2 separate regions of the Mus musculus genome follow, and region 2 is linked to region 1. Evidence: chromatin loops called from intact Hi-C (ENCODE). Cell type or tissue: heart. All regions are shown on one strand.

Evidence for each region. Peaks named below come from ENCODE experiments on the same cell type or tissue, not always from the same donor. Only the 100,000 strongest peaks of a DNase experiment are listed, where the experiment ranks them.
Region 2: a loop joins it to region 1, with 2.8 times the contacts of the local background. A loop is called at or near these places in 6 of 42 quality-filtered maps.

What each region holds. Positions count from the first base shown.
Region 1 is chr6:48,769,409-48,774,408 of GRCm38, reverse strand. Gimap3 (GTPase, IMAP family member 3) reads left to right here and starts at 3,558. Exons shown (of 5, transcript NM_031247.3): 1 at 3,558-3,767. In heart, no CTCF peak of the experiment used is centred here; a DNase peak (open chromatin) is centred at 2,278.
Region 2 is chr6:48,579,310-48,584,309 of GRCm38, reverse strand. No RefSeq gene overlaps it. Among named protein-coding and RNA genes, the nearest start is that of Gm5111, 7.6 kb to the left of the region's middle. In heart, a CTCF peak has its summit at 2,166 (motif pointing left); a DNase peak (open chromatin) is centred at 4,739; H3K27ac peaks cover 2,228 bases.

The DNA.
Region 1 (5,000 bases):
CTCAAGTACTAAAATTAAAAGTCCACTGTATCAACTTATTATTTGTATCTCTTTAGAAAGTTTTAAGAACACTGACATAGGAGCTATGCATTTAAATTAGTACATACATTATTAGATAATAGTATACTTACTAAATAATACAGAACACATAATTTAATGCTCTAAAATATCAGTCCCACTTTCCTGCTGCTATGCAATTTTGTGAAATGTAACTCTCCATTATATTATATATTTAACAGATTTGTCTATCATTTGCCTGTCATCCATTTGCCTATGAATCAAATGGGCAATTAGAGAAGCTAGAGATGGGTCCTATACATAAACAACAACCATAAATCAAGTAACCAGATGAAGGAAACAGTGCTGAGAGCCGTGGTGAGATAAAAGCCTTCACTGTGATGTAAGAGGCAGAGGCAGCCAGAGAAAGAAATGTCAGCATCCCAGGGTCGAATCAGCCCTCTGCAGTCATTTAAGACTAACTCACGGAGATGGAGAGATGGAGAGATGGCCGAGCAGCTAAGAACACTTTCTGGTCTTCCTAAGAAACCAAGTTTGGTTCCCAGACCCCACATCAGCTCACGGCCTTCTGCAGTTTCAGCTCCAGGGGACCTAATACCTTCTTCTGGCATGACCTTCACTCATGTGCACACACAATCACATATTCATACACACAGAAATAAAATAAACATTCTCCCAGCACTCCCACCAGCATTGCCAGCTGGTGACCTTGGCTATCTCTCGCTATGCTTTTACAGGCTTTGATTTGTCAAGTACGAGCGACCATTGCTCTCCTACCCTTTATTTTCCTCTTCTCATCCCTTTTCAACCCCCCTCTCTATTTCACCTCCTTTACTCTGATTCTTGCCCTGTCTCATCCCTTTTTATCCTCTGCTGAGTTTAAATTAATTAACTTTATTAAAAATAAGTTCTTAAAAATTCATTTAACCTATATTTTCTCTTTTATATGTATAAATGGTTTTGTCTGCAATGTATATGTGCACCGTGTGCTACAGTGCCTGCAGAGGCTAGAAGAAAATGTTGGGATGAGTTACAGATGGTTGTGAGTGCTGGGAATTGAACTCGAGTCTTCTGAAAGAGCAGCTGATGGTCTCAACTGCGGTTATCTCTCCATCCTCAGCAGTTTTAAATTTACAGAAAATCTGAGCAGAAAGTACAGAGGGGGCATGCTCTCCTTACCAGTTTCTCCTATCAGTAACATGTTGCATTAGTGGAGTATTGTTGCTGTCCATGGAATTGTATTCATGTATTTTATTAACTAAAGTGTGTAGCTTTACAGCAGGGGTCACTCATGGTGTTTGACATCCTGTGGGTCCTGACAAGTGGGTGATAACAGCAACCCACAGGTCAGATAGAATATCTCATTAGCATAGATTCCTCTGACTTCACTGTTCATTTCTCCCTCTACTTCCCCAAGTCCCTGACCACAGGTGATCTTCACAGTTGTCCTTTCCAGCATGCGACAGAGCTGTGGCTATACAGCACAGAGCCCTGCCAGATCAGCTTCTTTCACGTAGCAGCATGTATATACGTTCCCTCTGAGGCTCCATGTGTCCTGCTAACGCATCTCTTTGTAGTTCCCATTGCCCGGGTGTGTCACACCCACCTACTAAAGTGTATCTGAGTTGTCTCTGCATTTGGATGGGCTTTGTGAACAAATCTGCCATAGGCATTCGTGTTTGGACTCTCGTGTGGGTACAGCAGCATGGTTTTAAACAAGGTGATGAGAAAGGAGGGCTCTCTAGAGTAGCAAGTCAAAAGGAAAGCATTTGTTGAGGCTGAGAGGCGACGGTTAGCCTTCAGTGAGTAAGAACTTTTTATGTGCAAGCATGAGAACCTAAGTTGGAATCCCCAGCATCCAAATAAAAATCTGGGCATGACTGCTTGTGCCTGTAATCTCAGCATCGGGCGCAAAGTGGCAGGTCCTAGAGCTCCTGGCAGTCAACCTAGTAGAAATCAAGAATTCACTGAGAGATCCTATTTCAAGGCAATAGGGTATCGCAGTAATAGAAGACACCTTCAGTCAGTCTTCTGGCTTTCCTGTGTTCACTCAGGAGCATGTGCACGTGCGAGCTCAGGCACATCAAAAATAAACAAACAACTCCCCCAAACCACTGTTCAATATTTCCAGACTGGGCAAAACAGAACACAGCAAACCAGCAGGTAACCAGCAGGGGGCAGTGTTTGCAAGACGTCGACGCCAGTTCCCACTCCCTTCCTACAGTTTTGAGCCTCAGGCTCTTGTTCTCATTGGCTGCAGTCTGGCTTCCTTTCCTGCTGACCGTCCCTTCACAGCAGGATGCACCTTCCCTTTGGAGGCGTGGACCAGAAAGCTGCAGTGAGAAAAGGTTCCAAACAATCCCTGAGTTCTGTGAGGAAGAAATCACACTGCAGGAGCTGAGGTGGATTCAGGAACCCACAAGAGCATACATGTCAATTAAAACAACAAAACAAAACAACAGCCAGGCAGTGGTGGCTCACACCTTTAATCCCAGCACTTGGGAGGCAGAGGCAGGCAGATAGTTCTGAGTTCAAGGCCAGCCTGGTCTACAGACCGGGACAGCCAGGGCTACACAGAGAAACCCTGTCTCGAAAAAAACCAACAAACAAAACAAAACAAAAAGCTAAGGATATGAACATGCAGGTTATAGGAACAACATCTATATTCATTTCACCCAAATAGATCCCATATCCCACTCTCCTCCTTGAACATTCTTTTGTTTAAAAAAAAAAAAAAATCACCCAAACTTGGGATTGGAGGGATGGCTCAGTAGTTAAGGAGCCTTACAAGTGTTAATAGTTCCAGATCCAGGGGATCCAGCAGCCTCTCCTGGCTTCTGCAAGCACCAGGCATGTGCAGAGGGCACTTGCATACATGTAGGCAAAACACTCATACGCGGAAAAGAACAGCAAGTGAATAAAAAAGTGATCTGAACTCAAACACACGGCTAAGTGGAACTCCTCCAGGGAGGAGACCTGGCTCACTCCGGATCCTGAGTCCTGCAGGGCAGCAGGCAGAGGCACAGGGACTTGGGATTCCACTAAGTGCTGTTGCTTTGCCTAAACCATACTATAGACTGGGTAGCTAGCTTCATGGCTTCTGTGGAGACAAGGTCTGCCCAGGTGAGAAAACCTAAGCCTTGTTCTCCCATACTCTCCCTAGAAGCCAGGGTACCTTAGCCAGGCTCAAGCATGATAGCTATTGATCTGTCCAGTGGGCCCTGGAGAGAGCCACTTTAGGCTCAACTGCCACCTCAAATTCCATCTAAGAAGCTACCTCCGGATGGCAGAGGTAAACAGCAGAGCAGAAGAGATGCATGCTGTCTGCCTGGTGAGGAGGAGCAGAAGCTAGAGTCTTGGGTTGCCCATGCTTTTAGACTTCTAGATTCTCTTAGGCCCATAGAGAATACTTTGTACACAAACATCTCAGTGGTGTGGCCGATGAGGGTGGAGCAGGAAGCAGAACTTTTTTTTTTTTTTTAAATCAACCTTTTCCACTGGCTGCCTTCTTCAGTGGCCCTCAGAGCACCCCTTTTCAGAGAAACTCATGTACATCACCCTTTCCCACCCCTCAGGAGACACCGTCTTCCTCCCCCTGGAAGACAGATCTTGTGAGCTGGCCTTCACCTCTTGTAGCTCTTGTACTTTTACGAAAGACTACAAACCAATGTGAGAGGCTGCCTAGGCCTGGAAGGTAGCTCCACAGTGGCTATAGATCTTGAATGGAAAGATCCTCAGGAACTCACCAGGTAACAGGGATCTTGTGGTGTGTGTGTGTGTGTGTGTGTGTGTGTGTGTGTGTGTGTGTGGTGTTCTTCTATCCTGCTCACCCTTAAATCTACCAGTAACAATTAGTGTCAACCTGAAGGGAAAGACAACTGATCTTTTTTCATAGACTGTAGAGAAATTCCTGTTCCCCAGGGACTTTTAGTCTTGTCTGTGGAACATCAGTGAGTTTTCTCCCTCACAGAACAAGGCTAACACACCACTGAGGACTCAGGAGAGGTGGACTCTTAGACATTCTCCTTGCTTTCCAAGGGCGAAAGGGAGCAGACAAGCTTCTAAAGCAATTTCCCTAGAGCTGTCAGCCAGGCTTGTATTGAGTGTCTGGGAACCAGAGAGCAGCTGGAGGGGAACCAGTCTTTGGGACGGGGCATCAGACCGGGTTTTGTGAGCTGGGAAATTAGAGTTGTGGCAGGAAGATGGAACGTGGGCCCCATGGGTGATCTGAAGTTCATACACTACCCATCGTCCAGAAGGAACCCTAGCTGTCTGACTAGCATTCGCTTTATCCAGTCGGGGTCAGGACTCTATCAATGGATAAGAACAACCCCAGGCTCTTCCCCAGAGCCTTGGGTTCCTCGATGTTGGAGAGCAAAGGGACACCAGATGTCTTTTTCCATCACTGACTGTGGTCTGCACTCTCTGACTGGCTAAATTATCTATTGGCGTATCATCTCACTGAATCCAGTACTCACTGAGTGGCTGGACTGGCTATCTTATCTCCCCGTCCCCTGCAGGTTTAATTTTCTTTCTTTCCCATCACTTTTCTTTTTCTTGGTGAACATTCACAGTGCTGGGCAGGAGGGAATTTGTTTTGTTTTGTTTTGTTTTTCGAGACAGGGTTTCTCTGTGTAGCCCGGGCTGTCCTGGAACTCACTCTGTAGACCAGGCTGGCCTTCAACTCAGAAATCTGCCTGTCTCTGCCTCCCGAGTGCTGGGATTAAAGGTGTGCGTTCACTCAGGTTCATCTGTTCACAGAAAGCATTTGCTGTTTGTTTTGGATAAAGTAATACATTCTTTAAAGACCAGTCAAAGCAAACAGAATGAAGCTGCAGGCAGTAAAGCTTTTATTCCCGGAAAGGACCCCATGACCATTGCACACTGGTTTTCCCTCATAACAGCATGACACATTTTCCCCATTAGGACAGTTTGTTCTCAAGATGCTGTGGTGAAGGATATGGGAAAGAAAGAATGATATT
Region 2 (5,000 bases), 190 kb after region 1:
TTCTTCCTTTTGCCTGCTTTTGTTAAGCAGAACACGAAAGCCTAAGAGCAAGAGAACAAGTGCCACTATTTGCAGAGGAAGTGTCAGTGTATGAGGGAGATAATGGACAAGACACAGTCTCCCCGACGGACTCTGTATCAGGACTGCACTCACTGTCTCACCCGGAGCATTCGTTACTCCAGTCAAAATAAATGGGTGCAAGATGCTTTGGAGAGTCCTACCTCTAAAGACAGTCTGACATCATGACCTGAGAACACACTTGGTAGAAGGCACTCTGCAATTTACTTCCACGCCTCTTTGTGACATAGTCCAAGGTGTTGCCAGGGAAACATTACATCATCGGGTGCTTCTCTAGAGAGAAAGCGCTTTGCTTGGTTTAAAAAGACTTTGCTATCCTTTCAAGATCAGACTCTATTTTTGCATGAGCATTCCTCTATTAATGCTTAGCTGGGATCCAGTAATACCTTATTCAATTTAATTTTTTTTTTAAAAAAATGGATTTAGGGGCTGGAGAGATGGCTCAGCAGTTAAGAGCAATAACTATTCTCCCAGAGGTCCTGAGTTCAATTCCCAGCAACCACACGGTGGCTCACAACCATCTGTAATGGGATCTGATGACCTCTTCTGGTGTGTCTGAAGGCACTGACAGTTAACTCGTATACATAAAATCAATAAACAAATCTTTTTTTAAAATTGATTCAGAAGCCAGTGTGTATTTGTCTGCCCTTGCTTTAATATCTACTGAAAGCCAGGTCTGGCTCAGAGATGCAAAGGCTTTGGGATGCACGGGATGCAGCAGAACACATGCATCATGCAGTGCTTTGTTCCCTGTGGTGGCAAGTGCTGCTGTTTGCAGGTGTCACCTGTACTTGTTTACTAAATAACTAAAACCTTGGGCTGCAGCTCCTGCCTGCCCAAACACCCTCTCAGTAGAACCATTTAGGTGACCTGAAAGAATTGTCACTGTAGTGGTTTGAATGAAACTCCTCCATGGGCTGTAGCATTTGGCCCCTTGGCCCCTGGTTTGCAGCACTGTTTAAGGAGGTTATGGGAGAGGAGCAACCTTGCTGAAGGTAATATGCCTCTAGAGATAAGACGTGAGAGTTTGTAACCTTCCGGGTCACTAGAGATGATATGTGAGAGCTTGTAGACTTCCAGGTCACTCTCTCTGCTTTTCATTTCTGGTTGAAGATGTGAGTTCTCAGCTCCCTGGTAGGGTGCCTGCGGTCATGACTCTCCACCACTGTAAGCTCTCCTTGGGAACCTACCCAAGGAAGCTCTTCTTTCTGTGTCATGGTATCGTATCACAGCAACAGAAAGGAAACCAGTACAGTTGCCTTGACCCCAGTCTTTACCCTCTGGTTTGTTTCAAACCTGGGTCCATCTTTTGTTAGTTTAGAAACTTCATCATCACCAGATAAACAGTCTGCCTTGACCTTCGTAGGACACCAGAAGACACAACTCAGCTCAGCACCAGTTAAGAAAGCTTTTCAAATTATAGATTATTTGAAACAGCAGAAATGTGATGAGTTTAACAACTGTATAATAACATTCCACCATCATCATCACCTCCTCCTGATACTATTCTAAAATCTATTTTAATTAACATCACATATACAGTAGATGAATAGTACATTGTATCATAATATGTAGCATATCTAATAACCAAAAATATCTTTAAAAGACTTTACTTGAAAAAGTGCATCCTAGCTGCTCTTCTTGGTGTGCTCTATGCCAGTGAGATTTCCTGTCTCAGAAGCATGGTGAATAGTTTCTGTGGAATAACACTCAAGGTTTTCCTCTGCCCTCCACACACGAGTGCGCAAGGCATGTTTGTAGCCACCCCCTGCATACACACATACACACTGATAAAAATAAACTACCAAAGTGCCTCTCTCAGCCGAGCTCTCCCACCTTTGTCTGGGCCGTGCTGGATGGAGGTTCTAACAAACGAGTGTGGGACAGAAAACCAATACCACAAACTGACCAGTGCCTGTGTCAGAGTGGAGGGAGGGGACACTCTTAGGGTCATGGCCTATGGTGATGAAGGCTGTGGTCAGTGAGGAAGAAAATTCTACAGCCCTGTCACTTGAAACCCTTTAGAACATCCTAACTGAAGAATAAAGGACATAGTTCCTGCTCAGCAGCTCCATCTAGTGGTAGATCTTTGAGTGCAAAATATGGTATCTGACCACTTTGATTTTTAAAAAATTTCTCACTCATGAAGCAAGCACAAAATGTCTACTTTATACTGATGCAAGTTTCTTTTGTTAGTTGTTACACTTTCTTAAAAGAGTAATTGCAAAGTTTCTGTATATATTAAATTATAAAAATGCATCCACTTACATCAAAATTTCATTTCCTATTGAGGCAGGACAGTGGGGAAGGAAAAGAAGTGCACGAGAGCTATGAGGAAGCATATGGAATGAGCCTGTTAGCAGAGAGAAAGGCTGAAAATCCTCAGGACCTGTGTGAGACCGAGCATGGGAAAAGCCATATATATACAAGCAGGAGCAGGCCAGCACTATGGGAGAGATATGTAAAGGGTACATTTCCCCACTTCCAGACAACATTCTGGGGTGCTATCCTACTGCAGGGTACCCTGCCTCACACCCTTGGAGTGTGAATGAAACCATTTTTGGATGTTTGAATTCACTTGGAAAGGGCAACAGATCTTTGGGTACTTCCCCCAAGCTGACTGTCACAGTCCCACTATTTGTCATGAGATGGTGGCCCATGACTGGTTTTACATCTTACCCAGTGGGAGAGTGCCTTGGTGACAGGGTGCCTTGTAATAAAACAGGATCCCTACAAGGTTAGGGACAATCTTGCTCAGTCAGTCCAGAAAGGAATGTTAGCAGAGATAATCTGTCTCCTAGGATTATCTGTCTTGCTTGAGGTAGAAGACAGACTGCAGAACTGCACGTAGTCCCCGTGGCTGCAACGGTTTCCCAATTCTCAAGCTCTTCATCCCTCCTTAAAAGGAGTTAGTCAGCTTTTTTCCTTGGTAGACCCCTCAGTTTGCTGCAGGAGAGAAGCTACCCCTTGCTGTGTGTGCTAACAATGACAGTCTTGTCGGTCAGAGGTCAGACTCTATCTATTTTCTGCCTTCTTTGTGCTGCCTCAGAAATCTAACACTTATGAAGGGCATCCAAGGTCCACTGGCAGCCCAAGCCCTCTACATGCACCTCCCTTGCTCCCATCTGCTGCGGTCCCCCACGTGGGTGAGCAGCACCCCCTTCTCTCTCAAGCAGCCTTTTCTTTTACTCTCTTCTCCATACTTCTTTCACTTGTCTCTGTCTTGCTCTGACGCAGTCTGACTTCCAGGTGGAAGGTCAATTCTCCATTCAATCAGACCATGAATCCAACATGGCCAAAATGTCAGGACCAGGAAATTCACAGACGCTAACTCAGAGGGGTTCTGGTTGGGTCTCGGGGGCTCCAGCAGTCCCAGTCTGCCTGTCTTGAGACTCGCTGGGTCGAAGGTTCCAGGAACTTTGCACAGGCCATGAGAACTGCTTGGTTGAGAGTTTTAGGAATACTCCACTGGATCCTCATTCTCTCAACTCTTGAAAACAGAAAAGTAGGGATGTCTCTCCTACTTTCCAGGCCTCTGGAGTCAATTTAAAACCAGAAGGACGTCTACAGGTAGCTGAATTTGGCCCATTTTTTAACCTGGTTCTGTACCCACCATGGTCTCTTAACTGTCTGCACCAAAAAACACAATCCTTAGCCTATCTGTAGGCTAATCTAAAAGAGCTCCATTTGGGACACTTCAGACCAGCCACACTTATTTGGCTCTTGGTCACACACACACACACACACACACACACACACACACACACACACACACTATAACTTCCAGCTCATCTTATTAACCCTTTCATCCCAGTGCTTAGCTCCCACTTGCAACCACATCCAGCGCCAGAATGCCTGCTGTTTCTATGGCGTCTCCAGGTGTGTTTCTCTCAACTGAGACAACTTTCTGCTCTTGAGATGCCTCTGCCTTATATCTATTGTCTGCCTTTGTCTCTGCCTCACCAAGCCTGGATATGCTTGCTTGTGTTTTTATAACTTTCTATTTGGTGACCTTTAGGTTACAGATATGTATATTATTGATATAAAAAATATTTTTTAGATTTTTTTCAAGTTGTCTGCTTCCATCTGCAGATGGAATGTGAACAAACTGGTTGTAGATTTAAAAACAAACAAACAAACAAACAAAAAAGATCCTCTGTCTAAAACCTCTCGATAAAAATTTCAGCTGCTCCTGCTTCAAATAACCACAGCTGGGCTTTAAGATGGGCGATGTCATCAAACCTTCGCCAGAGTAGCCGGTCACTTCTCCCAGCTCTAAGTATTAGACCCTAAGTGTATGAGATGTCAAGGTTTTCTGGGTGTGCAGGCTAAAAACTAAAGGGGTGGTATTCATCTATGCAGCAATGAAAAGGCTGTGATTTACTCTGAGTAAAGTCTCCAAATGTAGCCTAATGCCTCCCCTTAGAAAATTTTCTTACAACAAATAGTAGATTTATTTGTTACTGTTAAGTCTCCTGATATTTACATTTTTTACTCATGAGAAACTTATAAAAATAACATAGCTAAATGTAATTTTCTGAATACTACTTCCTCTTCTTGATTTTGTTTACAAAAAGATGTTCCCCCATCCAGCCACAGCCTCCTCCTATGTACGGGCTCTGATTCCCTCCCTTCTAGCTCCTCCCCTGGGTCACTCGTTTCCACCTCCTTATTCCTCCAATGCTTGTGGTTTTACCCTGAGTTTTCAATGCTCTACTTGCTGAACCTCCCCTCACCCTACACCAGCTCCACTTCCTCCTGATACATCTGCAAAAAGACCTTCTAGACGATGTGGAGAAACTCTGGCTCTAAGGAACTTTCATCCCTGTCAGCCCGTGGTTTTCTCCTGTTCTGGTCCTTCAGTGCTCTGAAACTCCCTGCTGCTGCTTCTGACTCACCATGGTACAGCATTCTTGGCAGTG